Regions from separate parts of the Mus musculus genome. Here all the other regions are linked to region 1. The links are chromatin contacts, found by Hi-C in ENCODE. All regions are on one chromosome and are shown on one strand. The core of a region is the stretch at or near the end of the contact, and the rest is flanking DNA. Distances in the headings are between cores, read along the strand shown. Region 1 holds the start of 2310016D23Rik (a long non-coding RNA gene). Region 2 has its middle 38 kb from the start of 2310016D23Rik. Region 3 has its middle 12 kb from the start of Cd28.

Region 1 (4,516 bases), core at 462-2,961:
TCAGGGTTGACATTGGACCCAATGCTTGAAACTACTTGCATTGAAAGTCTGTGTGTCCAAGAATATGTCAGACTTTCTGAGCTGACCTCACTCTTGGGGCAAAATCAAGGATCAGAATGTGTGCTTCCCAAAGGCCATGCCCTATGCCATTTGCCCACTTAAACTCTGCGAAAGGATTGGAAAGGCTACAAACTCAAGGGGATAAAAAGTTGTAAAGGATAGCCTGGATTTCACTCATACTTCATTATGTAAAGGCATCTCAATGACAGATAATCTCCTTTGTCTCCAAAGGGCAAGCTGTGAACTGGGTGGAAATGTCAGTTGAGACAGAAGAGCAGCAAACAGCTCTGTTTTCCTATAGTTGTGGTTTTGCATGGTGACGATGACACATGAAGATGAGAACAGGTAGCATGAACTCCAGTCATTATCTGAGTGAACATCTCTGCCAACGCTGAAGGATATGTGTGGGTGTCACCTGCAAGCACAGAGATGGGGAGGGAGGGAGGGAGGGAGAGAGGGAGGAAGGGAGGGAGGGAGGGGGAGGGAAGAAGAGAGAGAGATGAACAAAAGGTTTATTTATGAAGTTTACATTTGATTTCCTTTCCCTTGATAACTTCCTCATCTGAGTTTAGTGTCTAGACTAAATTGATGTACATTTGGTGACTGAGGAAGAGGGTCAGAAAGGTGGGTTTGAATTAGCATCAGCAAAGTTAGCCAGATTCATACAGACTTTTTTTTTCAATTTCTTATGCACACACTGAGCATTCGATACGTTGGCATCCAAAGTGAGGGTTTTTGCTAACGTCTGGGAACCAGTGATATAGATGATATGAAGCAAGACTAGCTGGAGGTTGTCATGGGGATGCTTTTTCATTCCAAACAGGGTGCAACTCATGTTTCATTTGCTTTGTGCCTCTCTGTCCTGTCTTCTTCTTCATTCATCCAACAACATTTTGATGACCGTCTTCCCAGCTCTGAAAAGCGGACTGGGTACAGGAGAAACGATAGAGCAACGCTGTTGTCCTTATCTCTGCGTGGACCAATCAGAGTGTATTTTACAACCCTTCACCTCCTTCTATTCACCTTAAGGCACCTACTTAGTCCTGACTGTAGAACTTAGACATTGTGTATCTACTGTTACTCTGGTGACTGTATAGTTTCTTGTAGCTACTGCAGTCTGTCACTGTAGACAAACAACTGAGATTAGCTGTATTTCAGCAAGCTTTTACTTATGGATATTGGTATTTGATTCTCCTTTAATTTTCTTGCCAGATATTGTGATTCCTCTGATTGCTGCACCATCACCCTAGCCGTATGTACACATACAATCCATTCTTCAGCTCATGGCCTGTGCAGTGTCAGACAGTGGCTAGACTTGGCCTGTAGGCCGCAGTTTGCTGACCTCTGAGACAGAACCAAGGCACCACTTTTAAGCTTTGAGCTTGTCTTTGAACGCCAGACACCATCTAGAAGGGATCAGTCTGGGTGCATGTAAAGACCTCTTGGGAGTGTGAGTGTCCAAGTAACTTTATTTAAAAAAAAAAAAAAAGGCAAGGATTTGCAGAGAATGAGGGAGAGACTTTATCCAAGAGAGAGCTATCCTGGGGAGGAGAAACAGGAAACTAAAAGCAAAGGGGACGAGAATTTCAAGATGACAGCATCCTCGGGAAATTAGTGCTAAAAGCCCAATGATTACTGTTACATTTTCTTTGCTCTTTTCCCTCTCGTCCAACCATCAAATCCATGCAATCTCCAAGGAAACAAAATAAATTTTTATTCACAGTGGGGGTGGGGGGGTATGGCCCGTGTCCAAGGTAATGAAAAAGACGAATTACCCTGCAAATCCTTCCAAATGGACCACACTCAGCTCCAGTGTGGAGTGGGTGGAGCAGAGACCAGAAGCAGCTGTCTCAGGACTGGCCTCCTACCACTTTCCATGACTTTTTCAAATCTAAATTTAGCTACTATTTATAGGTGACCAGGAGAGCACACCCTCACCCGCACCCGCAACCCCTGCTGCTGCCCACTGGAAGGGCAAACTAAAGCTTGGCATTTCACAGGTAGGCGTGAAAGTCAGCTTTATACAGATCATAGACACTGACCCGGCCTTTGTCATCCCTTATCGCTGCTCCACCCTGTTTGTCTACAGCTGCTGGTTACACCCAAGGTACAAATAGTTCTTTCTGGAAACAGCCTGTGGGGGCACTCTGAGCCATACACTCATTCATTCTATCTGGGCATTTTAGAAATAGGGTAAGATTTAGCTTCATTTGTGCAGCCAAGAATAGGAAATTGCTCCCCAAAAGGTCAGATGCCTAAGATTTAATATGCAAGCAGCCTGTAATACCTAAGATTTAATATGCAAGCAGCCTGTAATACCTAAGATTTAATATGCAAACAGCCTGTAATACCAGGAGCAGGCACACCTCTCTCAGAATGGTGTATCCTGCAAAGCCAGGATACACTAATGTGTTCAAGTTACAGTCTGGGTGAACAGCCTTAGGACCTCCAAGACTTTTCTTATATAGTGTGTAGGACTGCTGTGTAGGTTATTCACTCAGTTCCTTCCCAGGGCCTCTACAGAGGCCATAAGAAAGACTTAAATCTGCTCAGCCTCCTCTTGAAGCTGTGACAGGAGAGTACTTATCTTGTGGAGCCTACTTCGATCTTTCTGCCGCTTGGTTACTAGCTTTATAGGGAGAGACATATTCTCAGTCTCAAAAGGAAGCAACCTAGGATGAAAACCACTGAGAACAAAACAGGAAGAGAGGTCCCAGCTCCTACAAGCACCTCTCTCCTGTTTGTTTGTTTGTTTGTTTTAACCTTCATTGCCCCTCAAATCTGGCCTCTTTCAGTAGGTTGTTTGTTTCGTGAATTAAGGTTAGTAATGCAAAAGTAAACTTCCAGGTTTAGAGCTCAGGGGGAAATTATGACTTATTGTGCCCCGTAGAATACTAAGTTTGGGGCTAATTCTTGTCTTTGCCCTTGAACCTTCTGGTGGGACAACGGCAGATTGTCTCTAGTTTCTACTCACTACTATATGAAAGGATTAGACAAAGGGACTTCTGTGTAGATGTCTTGTACTTTTTATATCCCACATTACAACTGTTTTATTTTTTCATATTATAGCTTTTATATACATGTGTATTTTTTGAGGTTTTTGTCAGCTGGGAATATTTGAAAAAGCCTACAATTTCTTGTACACATTATCTCCACTAGTTAAAAATTATGTGTCACTTTTTCTTAAATAAATAGTGAAATACTTGTGGATTTAAGGTAGAAATATTTATTTATATGGGCTTTCTTGTGTGAATTTAATTTGAAAATCACCTTCATGTAATAGCATGAAAAATTTCATTGTTTTTTTAAAGATAGACATTTCTCTAATAATAATAATAATAATAATAATAATAATAATACTTGATAGTATAAATCTAGTGATTTCTGAATTCTTCATAGTATATTAAATCTTGAGTATAATATATTGGTGCTTAAAACCTTTTAACTGAGTGAACAAACAGGTGGATAGGTAAATATACAACCTTTTATCTGAAAAACACACAAAAACTGTTTTGTCTTTTGATAAATTAGATGAACTAGGTACTATTAAAAGGTTTGGGAAATTTGAAAACTACTGATAAAATTTACAAGTTTTTTTTTTTTTTTTTTTTTTTGGTTTTTCGAGACAGGGTTTCTCTGTGTAGCCCTGGCTGTCCTGGAACTCACTTTGTAGACCAGGCTGGCCTCGAACTCAGAAATCTGCCTGCCTCTGCCTCCCGAGTGCTGGGATAAAAGGCGTGTGCCACCACCGCCCGGTTAGCAATTTACAAGGTTTTAAAAATGTCAAAGTGCATTTTATTACCATGCCTCTTACACTCAAATCAAAAACTGTGTCCTCTCGCTTGGCAACACACAGAACTCTGTATTATTTTCCCACTTATGCTTTCCAGGAAATCCAAAGAGTGGATAACGGTAGGCATACGCTAGAGTGATGGTAACCCTCTCATCCAGGATTGGCTGACACGTGACACAATTCTAACCAATAAGGCCGTGAGTGTGCACCAAAGCTCCCCTGGGAAAGTTTCTCTTTGTTCTTAAAAGACATTTGGAAATAAAGAATGCCTTTTTTGAATCTTAGATTGCTGTGTCTTCAAGGGGATTTTGCACAATGAGCAGGATTGGCCCGATGGTCAGAGCAGGCTGAGGCCAGGAGAGGAGGGCAGAGAAAGCAGCCGAACCTTGAGGGAACTGAGCAGAAGGCCGAGCAACCCTGAAAGTGTCTGTCTTCAGCTTCTTGACATGGCTGACAACAAATAGCTTTATTATTGAAGACATTTCAGGTGGATTTTCTTATTACATGAAGAAGTATAATCTTCCTGTTCTCCCGAAGGTCCTGAGTTCAAATCCCAGCAACCACATTGTGGCTCACAACCATCCAAAATGATTTCTGACACCCTCTTCTGGTGTGTCTTAAGACACAGTGTACTTACATATAATAATAAATAAATTAAAAGAA
Region 2 (4,131 bases), core at 192-2,691, 38 kb after region 1:
AAAAATAGTAGTATTCATAGGAGACATTTTCAGGCTTTGTTCTATCCCATATTTCTCCAAAGGACCTTAGTGCTTCCTGCATCTTCAAAAATACCACAAATACAAGAAGCACAAATCTGGGGCTGTGCATAGATACACATGGTAATATATACAAGTGTAATGACGACAGGTCAGCAAAGCATGTGGTTGAACTTGAAAGTACTGTTTAAATCAGAGCTCCTATATTAGATACACTCTAGTGTGCTTGGGGTGGTCTATTACCGTCCAGTACAAGGAGGGTCATGGACAATAGCTCATACCTCATTGACATGAACAGGGTCAGATGTTCCAAACAAAAGACTCATAGGGGCTGGGATCCCCAGAGCTTCACTCATACTCCCTTCTCTTAAACTTTTATTAAGCTGAGAGTAAAGTAGTTCAATTTTAGTAATAAATTACAACAGAAACCTAGGGCTGGCTCCCCAGGCCTCTTTTGTCTTTCCATCTTTAATCAATTATCTTCAAAATTCTCAGCAGTATGTTTAATTTCTAGGAATAGTATCTACATAGAAACTATTTCAAAAGGAAGGTTGAAGGGTCAAAGGCTTTATTATATTTACTCTCAAAGTGATTTTTCTTATAAATGTGTAATATACAATGAATGAATTAGCACAAATAATGTATCCATAACTTGTATATGTGTACACGGTTAAAACAATCCCATGTATACCAATGTATACCTGTTTTAATGTAAGAAATAAGCTTTAACTAGTAGCATTGACCCTTCCTCTATTAAATCCTCTTCCTCCTTACCCGAGGAAAGATATTGGTTGTGCTTTAATCATTTTCTTCCTTTCCTGGATATTATTATTATTATTATTATTATTATTATTATTATTATTTGGTTTTTCGAGACAGGGTTTCTCTGTGTAGCTCTGGCTGTCCTGGAACTCACTTTGTAGACCAGGCTGGCCTCGAACTCAGAGATCTGCCTGCCTCTGCCTCCCAAATGCTGGGATTAAAGGCGTGTGCCACCTTATATATATGACTCTTTAGGTAATATTTTAGCTTTACATGTTTTAACTTTTATTTAATAAAAGAGTTGTTGTGTGTTTTATTTGACAACTTAGTTTCTCATTCAGTGGTGGGTGTTGGGAATGGGCTTTCCCGTCCTGATGTAGGAGTGAGTGATTTGCCTTCAGCATTAAGTGGGAGGTTTACTCCATTAGCTTTCTCCAGGCTTTTTATCTAGCAGGTATCTACCAGTAAAGAGTGTTCACGTGATCATTTGCTGAAGATTCTTTTAAAAATTACAAATGAACAGTGAACTGGCAAATATTGGCAAATACTTTCCCTTTTCGAGCTAATCTCAAGGCTTTTCTAATTCTAAACGCTGCATGCTGTTTTGATAGGTGCGACAACGTATTCCTTAATTCGCTGTAGGGAGCATAGCTGACTGATGAACCCTACTGCTACTGGATCCAAGTGTTAGGTTCACACTAAGGTCAACCTCTCCATGGGCTATTCCTAGTCTGTGACTAAGCAGGGTGAGATTACACTTGTAGGGCTATTTCCACAGTGAAGGACAAGTCAAGAACTCAGTGTTGACATGCTTAGTGTGCCATTCGTATTGTCAAGTGTGGAGTGAAGTTTGCTTGTAAATGGAACCACTGGGCTTTCACTGGAGATCTCAGTCTCCTAAAAATTTGATGTTGTTTTTTTAAAACATGATTTACCAATGATGGAAAATAAATGAAAAAGACCCTAGCAATGGAATAATTGGTCATCAAAAAAGAAATATTCTCATTTGAAGTGAAGCTAACATAGGGAGGGTATTATCTTCCATTTTACAGCTTATGAAACAGTTAAAAAATACAATACTTGACTTATTTCAAAATGTATTGGTGGGGTTTCCAAGTCTCCAAAAGGGAGATAACACAAAGTGAATGGACCTTTTAAACATTTATCTGTCCGTCATCTATCTGTCTGTGTGTCTGTCTATTGTATCTAATATGTGTCTGTATAAGTGTATATGCATGGGAATGTGTGTCTTCATGCTCTTCTGGAGGTCAGAGAATAAGGGAGTCCTCACCTTCTATGATGTAGCTCCTAGGGGTCATCAGGCTTGGCAGCAAGCACCTTAACCCACTGCTTCATCAGCTGGGCTTTGCTTGAAATGAGATACAGACTCTTGTAAATGACTGCAGTACGAAAGAAATGGATGGAAACAGCAGAGCAAGTGGGGAAGGAGTGGCCGATGAGCTGGAGAGTTTATACAGCCACATCCCATGATGGAAGACAAAAATCTGCTCCAAGTATTACTGGATCTTATTTTAAGATTTCAATTCTTCCCCCTTTCCTCCTCCTTCTCCCTCCTTCCCCCTCTCTTCCCCTTACCGCCAACCTCTGTCTATCTGTCTGTCTTTCTGCCTTCCTTTTTCGAGTGGGGTTCAGTCAATGAGAAGCATCAGCCGGATTTTAGAAGGTCACGTTGATGGAGAGAGTGAGTTCGGGTACCTTATCCTTCTGTCTTCCCATACCTGATCCTCTGACTATGTTGGGTTGGCTGCCCCACATGACAGTCTCTGGATTCTAGTAGTAGCTTCCTCTGCTTCATTCAGGCTTGCTGGATAGTCCCTTTCTTGACTCTTATTCATATTAAGATACCACACTATCAGTTCTTATTTACGTAAAGATTGTGCACAGTTTTGTTATTGGTCCCTTTCTTCAATTACACAGTGCCACCTGTGTCAGCTGATACCCAGCCTGATTCAGGATTGTTTCAGTTTTTTACTCTCTTCAGGTGCTTTCACCATCTCTGTGTGTTTCCTTAGTTCTGCTCACACTGCACTAGTAGTCCTGTTAAAATCCCTTCACCCTTTTCTTCTGGAGTAAGGTGTGGATTCTGGGTCCTCCAGGACCCTGACTGACATATAAGTTAGGATGTGGTTGGATATGGCCTGCTCAGCTACAGAATGGTTAAAAGAGCTGGAGTTAGATGTTCTACTGTATGAAAACAGTACAACAGAAAACTAGAGATGAGGAAGTTGTTGACACCAAAGTTCCAAAAGAAAACTTATATCCATAGTAAATAGGCTCCTAGCTAAATTCCAGAACAGACTGTTAAATGATATATTATGATTGCTTAGTTCTGGAGAAGTGGTCTTCACAAAGATGCCAGGAGAGGTTTCATTCAGAGAAAGCAGTAAATTTTTTCACATTGTTTAAAGTGATAGATACTTGTTGAACCATGACCTCTATGGAATGTGAGAATACTTTGACAGAAATATTGTGATGTTCTAGTAGAGAAATGAATGGCAGCTGAAATTTATGTAGGTTTTTTTTGAATGAAGATTTTTGTTCTTATGTGGGGGGATGTTGCAAATTAATAGTGAGTGTCAGCTTGGAACCAAGTCTCTTGGGCATTCTCAATGGCTTTGGTTTTAGTCATGTTTAAAAATGTCTCCAAGATACTGGGATACATGGGAATCATATTTAACATCTACAAATTTGATAAATTGTTGAAGAAAAGATAATGTTCTGAGTTATAAGATCATGATTTCAAATTACCTCAGTCACTTGGAATTTTTGACTTAAAAAGGAGCCATGAAATGCAGTGGGTAAAGGCGTAATGGTTGGAAGGGAGGGAACAAAGTGATATTATTCATAGATAACATGATTACATATGGAGAAAGTCCAGAAGAATCTACAAACTATATTGCTATGTGAAATTGTCAGGCTCTTTAGATAATTGGCATATGTGCAAAATTAGTCATATTTCCATACTAGCAACAAATAGAGAATTAAATAAGAGATTCTTTGTAATGACATAAAAACCATTCCATATCTAGGAATAAATGTAATAAAATGCACGGATGCCTTTTGTTTTAAACAGTATAAAACATTATTGGGAGAATGTAAGCCGCCTGTAGCTGCCTGCAGCTACACTAACTGGGTTCCTGAGTGGGAGGCAGGAGCTGTATGGGAGAGAACAACGAGAGAAATAATGGAGGCCAAGACACTTTTTTGTTTAAGGCCCTCCGAAGTTTACTGAGAGTCTGTGCTTATAAAGAGGGTAGGCCCATCCCCCACCAGCCCATTCTTGGTGCCTGGAGCCAGCCCATAGGCGATCTACAGGGTGTGTCTCCGGAA
Region 3 (4,507 bases), core at 1,722-4,221, 43 kb before region 1:
AAGTGCCATGTTCTCACTCTCTGCTGTGATGAAAATGCTTCTATTTATGCAGTTTTTGAGGGAGGGAGAAGAGATAGAAGCTATGTCTGGTCATATCACCAAAGACTAAAGGATGAATGTAAAAATGTACAGAATATCACTCATCACCCACCACAATGTATGAGCTAGTCTGCCTGCCTGCCTGCCTGCTTCCCGTGCTTGCTTCCTTCTTTTTACTAGGTCTCAAGCCACCCAGGCTGACCTTGAACTCCTGAGCTACAGGAGTATAGTTTCTGATGCTTCTCCTGTCAGTTCACACAGCCTAGGGGTAGCTTATTTCAAAACTGTGATTTAATGGCAAAAAGCAAGAAGTCAAGGCATCTATCAGCTTCCCCCAGATCACGACCTCTGAGCTGAGAGAAGTGTGCCTGCATCCTTTGTGGCTGTAGCTTAGGTCTTTTCATCAATGGCAGGGACTACAAGCTCCCACACGCAGGTTTTCTGAGACAATATGGGTGAACTGGAAAAGGGACCGATCAATGTTTGTCAACCTGTAGCTTCTGATCCTAGACATTAAAAAACTGGCTTATGTTCTGGGTTCCTTCCTCTTTTTCCTTGTCCCCAATCCCCCTGCCCACCTCGACCATCTGCTTCTCGGGCTTTCAGTTTTCCTCTCTGGGATGCATTTGGTTGTGCATCTGAAATCTCGCCTTTTCTGTTGACTTACACAATCACTCCCCTGATGTCACATCTCCCCTGACTCTCTTGTATCTCATCCCCACCTCTGGGACCAACTTTTTTTCTATACTATGTACTAGCTAGGAGTAACGACTCTATGGTTGGAGGTAGTGCCTGTGGTTCCCCAGAGATGCCTGTGGCTGGTGGATAAATGTGCTGAATTCTGGGCTGCTTTCTGTGGCTGCAGGTCTCAGTAGATTTCCTCGGTGACAGTTCTCTGCCCATCAGCCTGACTCCTTTGCCTTTCTTAGTCTTTATTACTTGATTTTAAACTGAGTCAGCAAGTGGGAGACAGTAATTTATTATCCTTTCCAAACCTCAACGATGGAAAATGCCAAGATTTAAGGGACAGGTGAGAAGGAGCCTTTTCACGGCTGGTAGCGGCCCTGAGCTGGGAGTCCCCTGAGTACCACTGCCTATTGCTCGTGTTCCCCTTCCCCTGCTGTGACCGTGCAGCACTCCGGCTGGACACAGCTTACAGCAACTGATAGCAATCATATGAAACTGACATTGGCTAGTCAACCTGTTCTAAACACCAGATCTTTTATGCGAATGCCTCCTAAATCCATGCCAGCAAAGCAGAGGTGTGTGCTGTGCCTTACCTCAAGGCTTCTTCCCTGAGCTCAGTTCAGAGAGTAAGTGTGGCATGGAGACTCATGGTGACCAGCCTGCCACAGCCCAAGCCTTCCTTGGTGTCTTTTCCTTGTCACCTCACTGAACTCTCTGTGGGTGCACAAGCAGTCCAGGCAGCATGGCTTTTATTGGTAGTATATATTGTGCCTGGAAAGCAAGCTCCCCTCCTGACGGTGGTCTGGACAGTTTTGCTTATTCTCTTTATCATGGTGACCCCACCCACACATGCCTCTCCAGGTAGGTTAGGGTTTTCTTCCACCATGTTTCTTCAAGGCTTATATTTTGGGGGGAACACGGGAATTCCCTTAATCTCCCTTGGATATTCTCTGTACCAGTCTATTGGGTGAACGAGTTCATATGACTTATATACATTTCTAGTCTTATTTGTTCTGTTGAGAGGTCAGCTAAACAACTGCAGTTTTCCCAGAAGAGCCCTATAATTTGGTCCAGCAAACATGAGTAAATGTCACACTGTGAGCAATAGCAGGAGAAATTAACTCAGAGCCAATCCCCGAGGGGATAAGGTTTTCCCATATTCATAGTCTCCATCCAGAGTCTGTGACTGGGTGGAATGATGAGCCTGGTGCCAGGCACTCCAAGTCTGAGTGGCCTGGGATACCATAGGAGCTACATTCTGTGAGCACAAAAATAGTCTGGGATTTTTCTCAAGGCAACATGTAGAAGATACCATATGTACCGCTGGTGTTCTGGGTGTTGTGGGTGTTCTAGGTGCATTCTTAGACAAAACCCATGTTCATCTGCTCTTAGTGGTCTTTCCCTGTTCTTTCTTGTACATTCTTTTTGAGATAGGGTTTCATCATGTAGCTCAGGCTGGCCGCAAACTGATTGTTCGTAGCCCAGACTGGCACTGAAATTCTTTTATTTATTTATTTTTAAAGATTTCTTTATTTATTATATGTAAATACACTGCAGCTGTCTTCAGACACACCAGAAGAGGGCGTCAGATCTCATTACGGATGGTTGTGAGCCACCATGTGGTTGCTGGGATTTGAACTCAGGACCTTTGGAAGAGCAGTCAGTGCTCTTATCCACTGAGCCATCTCTCCAGCCCCTGGCACTCAGATTCTTGATCTACTTGCCTTAGCTTCCAAAGGCTTCTTTATTCTCTCACATCACCATTTAGCTCCCTCTCCCCCTCCCAAGTACCTCTCTTTCCTATCTCTAGAAGAAAGTGCACAATTTTAATTTCATCCTGTGTACTTGTGGGAAATTGATAAAGACGTGTGTGTGTGTAAAAATATCTGAGCATGGTCACTTAGGAAGAAAAGAATACTGCTTTTTCTAGATAACTTAAGTCTTACATCTTTGAGACAGTTCTACCTTGTCTTGCATCGCAAATGCTTGACGAACTGTAGGCATAAGTATAACCATTAATTATTAGTAATAAGATCCAATGTTAAAAAGCAGACTGCATTTATGCTAAAATTCAAAGCAAGTGTGGAAAGCACACTGTCCTGGCCCTACATCCTTCATAGGAAGTAGAGACTGTATATATTAGCTGGAGTTCATCCAAGCTGCTTTTGAGACAAACAGGATAGCAGGTCAACAGCTGTTACTCTTCCGTGACATTCCGGAAAGTGGACAGATGCATTCAGATTGACCTTCCTTATCCAGTGACTGTGGGAACTTGTGGGAAAGAGCAGGAGACAGGGAGCCACAGCAAAGCAGGGAGGAGGAACAGATTCCCAGTGGGTCAGTAACATGAGCAGCCGCGGGGAGCAATGTTGAAGTTAACAGCTTTATTTCCCGGGGTTGCTGCTTTAAGCAACACGTTCGAAGGCCTGTAAAACTTGCAGCAGAGGGGGAGGAAGCCCAAGCGTGGCCGTTTTCCCAAGGCTTGGACAGGATTTTAGTTCCTGAAGAGGTCAGAGGTGCCCTGCTTACAATCCCACTGATTGCATGGTCAGGAATAGAAAAGGTTGACATCAGTCAATACAGGACACAGAGTGAAATACATTCCTTTCCTTGCTCTCCCACCCCAGTCATAGTTAATTATCATTCTGGTCTCCAGAAAATATCCAAACAGCCCAGATTTTTAAAACAGCAAATCAGTCAGACACAGGATGCTTGCTCCCTCTGTGCCGTACCACCCAGGAGGTAGGCGGCTGTCTTTAGATCAACCTCAGTGAAACCATCAGATTTTCAGAAATGCAGAATTTCAGGAATAGTCAACTATTTCACCAATAACCATCTTCTTAGAAAACCATGTCAGGTATGTAAGTTTACCCCGTTGAAATGACCTAGCTGGAGTCTGAGGGCAGCATACCTTCTCCATGTTCATGATGCTGTGCCCCGATTCGCTTTCTTCAGATCAACAAATACATGAACCTTTTGTCAGTGCCTGTTGTCTAGGCTCATGATACGCCCATCTTGCTGACAGTAATGCAGTTCTTTGTCTGGTCAGGATAACTTCCTTTCAGATGAGAGCAAGGCTGTACAGGCTTCGCTTCCTCTTCTGGTGGGGTCTCCATGAGTATAAGGTCAGCACCGTAGTGCTGAGAACCACACCTTCCTGATCAAAGACGACTTTGGAGAAGCAGTTCTTAGCAAGTAGGTCATGCCCCCCTGGGGGTCCCATATCAGACAGTCTGCATATCAAATTCTTACATTGGGATTCATGACAGTAGAAACACAACAGTTACGAAGTAGCAACAAAACAAATTTATGGTTGGGAGTCACCACAAAGTGAGGAAATGCTTTAAATGGTCAGAGCATTAGGAAGGGTGAGAACCAGTGCCTTAGAGTCACATTTAGCAGAATGAAAGAAAAAAAAAAAAAAAAAAGACGGTTGCTTAGAGTTACATTGTGGACACACGGCTTAACCACTCTGAGCTCTTGTTTCCTTACCCATGAAATGGGGATAATGATGCTTCCATCTCCTGGGTTGGAGTGAGGATTAAGTGAGAATAAATCTTAGCTACAGCTTTTATAACTCAGAGTGATAAGCCTACCTGCTAAGTGGCCAAAGTCTATCCACTTAGATCTTTTAGGTAATTGCTCTAAGAAAATTTTCACAATATCGTTTCATGTAATTCTTGATAAAACCTCTTAAGTTGTTCTTGCAAAAGTTTTTAGTACCGCGTACTCAGTGGGATTAGATGATCAGTGTAGCCTTTCCTTAGCTTTCCTTTCTGGG

Evidence for each region. Hi-C counts contacts between places; a loop is a spot of excess contacts on that map.
Region 2: a loop to region 1 is called in a map of heart, with 2.0 times the contacts of the local background. The contact joins the enhancer-like site here to the promoter of 2310016D23Rik in region 1. A Hi-C loop is called at or near these places in 4 of 37 maps with a recorded cell type or tissue (T-helper 17 cell, gastrocnemius and heart).
Region 3: a loop to region 1 is called in a map of heart, with 2.0 times the contacts of the local background. The contact joins the enhancer-like site here to the promoter of 2310016D23Rik in region 1. A Hi-C loop is called at or near these places in 1 of 37 maps with a recorded cell type or tissue (heart).

Annotation. Positions count from the first base shown.
Region 1 is chr1:60,776,750-60,781,265 of GRCm38, forward strand. It overlaps 2310016D23Rik (a long non-coding RNA gene), which reads left to right and starts at 1,712. Exons shown (of 3, transcript XR_865459.1): 1 at 1,712-2,167.
Region 2 is chr1:60,814,575-60,818,705 of GRCm38, forward strand. No RefSeq gene overlaps it. Among named protein-coding and RNA genes, the nearest start is that of 2310016D23Rik, 38 kb to the left of the region's middle. Within about 2 kb of position 1,442, at least 1 of the 3 ENCODE cell types and tissues checked has a DNase peak (open chromatin) inside an H3K27ac peak, as active enhancers do; it is heart, where a contact is called at or near this core.
Region 3 is chr1:60,732,265-60,736,771 of GRCm38, forward strand. No RefSeq gene overlaps it. Among named protein-coding and RNA genes, the nearest start is that of Cd28, 12 kb to the right of the region's middle. Within about 2 kb of position 2,972, at least 1 of the 3 ENCODE cell types and tissues checked has a DNase peak (open chromatin) inside an H3K27ac peak, as active enhancers do; it is heart, where a contact is called at or near this core.